2 separate regions of the Homo sapiens genome follow, and region 2 is linked to region 1. Evidence: read pairs that join two places in POLR2A ChIA-PET (ENCODE). Cell type or tissue: CD4-positive, alpha-beta T cell. All regions are shown on one strand. Region 1 has its middle 24 kb from the start of DDIT4. Region 2 overlaps ASCC1 (activating signal cointegrator 1 complex subunit 1).

Region 1 (2,500 bases):
GTTGCCCAGGCTGGAGTGCAATGGTGCGATCTCGGCTCACCGCAACCTCTGCCTTCTCCTGGGTTCAAGCGATTCTTCTGCCTCAGCCTCCTGAGTAGCTGGGATTATAGGCATGCGCCACCATGACCGGCTACTTTTGTATTTTTAGTAGAGACGGGGTTTTTTCCATGTTGGTCAGGCTGGTCTCAAACTCCGGACCTCAGGTGATCTGCCCGCCTCGGCCTCCTAAAGTGCTGGGATTACAGGCGTGAGCCACCGCGCCCGGCCATGGGTCTGTTCTTAAATGGGGCTTCCAGAGGGAACCTCAGCCTGTTTTGAAATAACAAGGATCCAGGCACGGTGGCTCACGCCTATAATCCCAGGACTTTGGGAGGCTGAGGCGGGCGGATCACGAGGTCAGTAGTTTGAGACCAGCCTGACCAACATGGAGAAACCCCATCTCTACTAAAAATACAAAATTAGCCGGGTGTGGTGGCGCATGCCTGTAATCCCAGCTACTCAGGAGGCTGAGGCAGGAGAATTGCTTGAACCCGGGAGGCGGAGGTTGCGGTAAGCCGAGATCGCGCCATTGCACTCCAGCCTGGGAAACAAGAGCGAAACTCCATCTCAAAAAAAGAAAAGAAAAGAAGAGAAAGGACAATAAGGAGTTAGAAACACTTTCTCCCTTCCCTCCTTCCCGAGGGGCGGGCTCCATCTTCTTTATTTTTTATTTTTAGAGAAGAGGTCTCCCTATCTTGCCCAGGCTGGTCTCAAACTCCTGGTCTCAAGCGATCCTCCGGCCTCGGCCTCCCAAAGTGCTGGGTTTAAGACGTGAGCCACCGCGCCCTGCCTCCATGTTCTTTAATCTGCTGTCCCTGGCCCAGGGACCTCCGCAGATAAAGCTCGGTTTCCCCTTTCTGACGCTGTTACCAGTTTGCGGCGGTTAACCCCCCAGAGAGAGCCTGACGCAGATTTGCTGCAGGAAACCACCGAGTCTCACGGCTTGGCACGAACTCTTCCTTCCGGGCCGGCCAGGATGCCTGAGCGTGGGGGTGGGCAGGGCACCTCCTACTTCCCCCCGCAGATAACCACCAACCCGGCCACATCATTCTCACATCTGGGAACTGAGCTCACTCGAGGCTTTTCTCACGTAGCCTCCTTTGAACCTGTTTCCTCATCTGTAAAATGGGGCTAAGGATAGCATCCACCTATTTCAGGGTCGTTTTGAGGGAATCCTGGAGAGAAAACTAGGGTTTTCAGCAAAAGGATCGGCACAAAGTAGATGTTCGCCGCTCCCCTCCCTCCTTCCCGCTCCCCCGGGCAGGAAGGCTCGCGTGCGCGAGGCCACAGCGCAAGCGGGTGCAGAGCAGGATTCGAACAGGGTTCCATGCAACTCCGTGCCCAGGGTCCTACCACCGCCTGAGCTCAGCGGTCTTCAGCCAGCGGGGCCCTTCCACCCCCTTCCTTAATAGTTTTCCTCCTCCGCCTCCTGCACGGCCTCCGCCTCCGCCTGACCGTCCTCGGAAACCTCCCAGCCGCAGCCCGGCCCTCCCCAGCGGCCTGAGTGGCCTCCTCCCGCGGCGCCCCCCAGCTCCGCACCTCCCCAGCCCCGCCCGAGGCGCGCCCAGCGAGCGTGACCCCGACCCAGGGCCACGGCTGCGCCCGTAGGATCGCGGGCGCGCGGGTCTCCATGAGGGACTGGGAGAGATGCGTCACCCGCTAATCCCTCAACTGGGTCGCACCCGGTCTGCCTTGGTTGGTCCCTTCTGATGGCGGAGGCGGGACCTCGACTTGGTGGCCAATGAGGAGCCTCGTGGGGGTGCTCTCGGCTGCCATGGCAACGGAGGGGCCGCCCGCTTCCCCGCGGGGCGAGGCCGGCTCTCCCAGGACTGGCCACATTGCAGTCACGCGCTGTGGCCCCAGTCCTGTTAGCATGAGGTGGGGGTCAGAAGTTGAGGAACAACTCGGACCTAAAGCCTTGACAATTGCCAACAGTGTAGACAAGTCCCAGCATGCCCAAAATTTATAAGAGAAGGCTGCCTGGAAGAGGGACACGATGAGGAGGGTCTGCTGAAACGGACAAAGAAACCCAGTTCAGTGCAGTGGAGTGGACATGGCACGGGCAGGGCACGGAGTGGGGTCGGTGCTTAGTAAGCGGATTAGGGTTTCCAAGCCAAGACCCACCCAGGGCAGGATGGGGAACCAAGGTGAGCAGGTGCGCTGAATTGTGGGTCTCACACTGTCCTTCAGTGTCCCGCAGGAAGAGAGAGCTAAGGATCACCAGGGTCATTCCCCTGCCTCAGGCAGCCTGCACTCCACCTTAGGTACAGTCATGTCCGGTCTTCAGCATTCATTAACCTCGTATTCTTCCCAGGAAGAGGAAGGTGACCAGGTTCATTGTCCCCATTTCATAAATGAGAAAACTGATGCCTGCCTGCTAAAGTAGCTCACCCTTGGGCCGTGGGGCCTGGCATTGGGCCCAAGCGGGGCCCTTCCAGGGAAGCCCCAGCCCGCAGTTCTG
Region 2 (2,500 bases), 190 kb before region 1:
GTTTTCCCAGTGTTTTTCTTCCACAGCCTGTTTACCAACTTCTATTTCTCACAATTATCCCGTTTATAGATAAAAGTAGTAACACTATTTTGTACTTAATAATAACACTTAACCACCTACCTCCCTATGAGGGATGGTATGAACAGAAGACAGGCTGACAAGTACTTTGAGCTCTTTGGGAAGGCACTCCCAGTATGAAGCCTTGCTGTGGTTAAATAACACCTTTCATCTAAGGATCTAAAAGTGTCTTACAAAGCCCAGCTCATTAACTCCAAAAAAATTGCTATGATATAAACCAGAGCTGAGCATTATTATCCCCATTTATATAAGAAACAGGGACAAGCTAGGACCACTAATACTGTCAGAGAAATTTAAGAGTTCCTGGGATGAGGCCTAGGATACAGGCCAGTGGAAGGCCACGTCCACAAGGCAGTGTGTATGGGCCTCTCAATTCCAATAACAAATATGTACCAAAGAATGCCAAGTGGGGAAGCAGGTCCATCCTTAGGCTGTGCATATACAACCAGATAGCAAAGAATGAGGAGCAAATGATGTGAAAAGCTATCATCACAGCCCTTGGAAGATCCCAATTGCAAAACATCAAAACAAATAATGGTATATTTCAGATGCATTCCTCATAAAAGAGGCATGTAGGTACAGGACTAGTATGACTTCAGGGAGCAAACAGAAAGATACAAATACCAGACTAAAAATATAATCGATTTTGAAAAAAAAAAAATCAAGGTTCTTCGTATGTCATGTTACTAATCTCACTCAGAATTAAGATCACTTTATTGGGAGTTAAGTCATCAAAAAGAATTAAGTTCACAAATAAGTTACCCCCCCCCCAAAAAAATAAATTTTGTTTCAAAGTTATGTTTATTAAAATTCCTCAAACCTAAAAAAAAAAAATTCTGAGTTTCTGCCAAATACCGTGCATTTGTCTTCTGGGCCACCTGTGAGATTACTTCTGAGGAGACCAAATGTGGGAGGTAGGAAGAGGCAAGAAGGAAATGGAGATCCACCACATCCGGGGTCAAAAAAAACCTTCCATCTACTTTAAAAATACTCACATGGGCTGTGCCCAAGTGGATTCTTTCTAAACATCATCACAGAAGAATGTAATTGAGTCTGTTTACCCTAAGGTAAGTCATGCTCCTCTACACACAGACACACATACCTTCACCTAGGTACAAAAAAATTGATATTTCTTTTCTACTGAAGAAAGGGCACAAAAAGTTTCTTGGGCAGACTAGACGTTTTTAATGCTTTCCTATTGTGAAAATAAGTAATTCAAAATCTAAGCTGTTGGAATCTTAACATATTGTAAGGCTTAAGGGAATGTGATTATGTGAGTCACTTAAACTTGTATCTGTAACCTGGGCAGCTGTAACTGTTGTTTTTCTGATTATAGATTAGCCTTTTTCCTCACCTACACTGTTTTGTAAATGGTTGTAAATGAATAAACAGTGCCAGAGAAGATCCCTTCCCTTTTAACTGTTGATCTTCATTTTGATTAAACTTCCCTCTTACATTTCTCATACAAAGACTTAAAAGACTATCACATCATCTAGGATGGTATGTTAAATACTTTCTTTTTCTTTTTCTTTTTCTTTTTTTTTTTTTTTTTTGAAACAAGGTCTTACTCTGTCAGCCAGGCTGGAGTGCAGTGGCGTGATCACAGCTCACTGCAGCCTCCACCTCCCAGGCGCAAGAGATCCTCCCTCCTCAGTCTCCTGAGTAGCTGAGACTACAGGTGCATGCCACCATGCCTGGCTAATTTTTGCATTTTTTATAGAGACAGGGTTTTTCCATGTTGCCCAGGCTGGTCTCAAACTCCTGGGCTCAAGTGATCCTCCTACCTCCACCTCCCAAACTGCTGAGATTACAGGCGTGAGCCACCATGCCAGGTCCTACACTCCTAAGTTGGAAAGGAAGTGAAAACAAGCTGTACAGAAAAGAAAACAAACTGTAATTAACTAAATTATAGCTCATAAACCAACCTTGTATAGAAAATGTTATAATCCTACTAAATTTGTTTTCTGCCTATATAAGCAGGACCTTAACTTTTAACTTTAAGCACTGACCTCATTTCTGTGAAGTCCCTGTTTCCCAAATGGCCATTCCCAGCTTTTCACTTGAATAAACTTTTAAAAACTGAGTTCTGATCCTTTCCATTATTGCTGGTCGACATTATCAATGACTACAGACCCACTCCCTCCCCCAATTTCTCCATCTTTAAACAGGGATGATCCTTTACAAAGATGTTCTGCAGTTAAAGATAAATTATAAGATGAAATTTTGAGCTCTGATTATTATTGTCACTCACTGACTATAATCTCTAATGCATCACTGCAGGAACCAAAATGCAGAGTATCCTTAAAAGAAAAAAGGAAGAAGGTTTATCAGGTACTCTGACAGCTTACAGGCTCTACAGTCATTATCTGGTCTCATAGGGCTGTAATATTTTTAAAGACCAAAATAGGAACATCTACTTCAG

What was found. ChIA-PET counts read pairs that join two places held together with the same protein. Peaks named below come from ENCODE experiments on the same cell type or tissue, not always from the same donor. Only the 100,000 strongest peaks of a DNase experiment are listed, where the experiment ranks them.
Region 2: POLR2A ChIA-PET joins it to region 1 with 6 read pairs; 5 of 35 experiments call an interaction of 5 or more read pairs at or near these places.

Annotation. Positions count from the first base shown.
Region 1 is chr10:72,296,390-72,298,889 of GRCh38, forward strand. No RefSeq gene overlaps it. Among named protein-coding and RNA genes, the nearest start is that of DDIT4, 24 kb to the left of the region's middle. RefSeq lists enhancers at 781-1,080, 1,732-2,388, 2,001-2,090 and a silencer at 1,441-1,710. In CD4-positive, alpha-beta T cell, no CTCF peak of the experiment used is centred here; DNase peaks (open chromatin) are centred at 992 and 1,752; H3K4me3 peaks cover 1,548 bases; H3K27ac peaks cover 2,000 bases.
Region 2 is chr10:72,106,464-72,108,963 of GRCh38, forward strand. The region is part of intron 9 of ASCC1 (activating signal cointegrator 1 complex subunit 1); the gene reads right to left. Among named protein-coding and RNA genes, the nearest start is that of SPOCK2, 19 kb to the left of the region's middle. In CD4-positive, alpha-beta T cell, no CTCF peak of the experiment used is centred here; DNase peaks (open chromatin) are centred at 1,008 and 1,728; H3K4me3 peaks cover 587 bases; H3K27ac peaks cover 2,442 bases.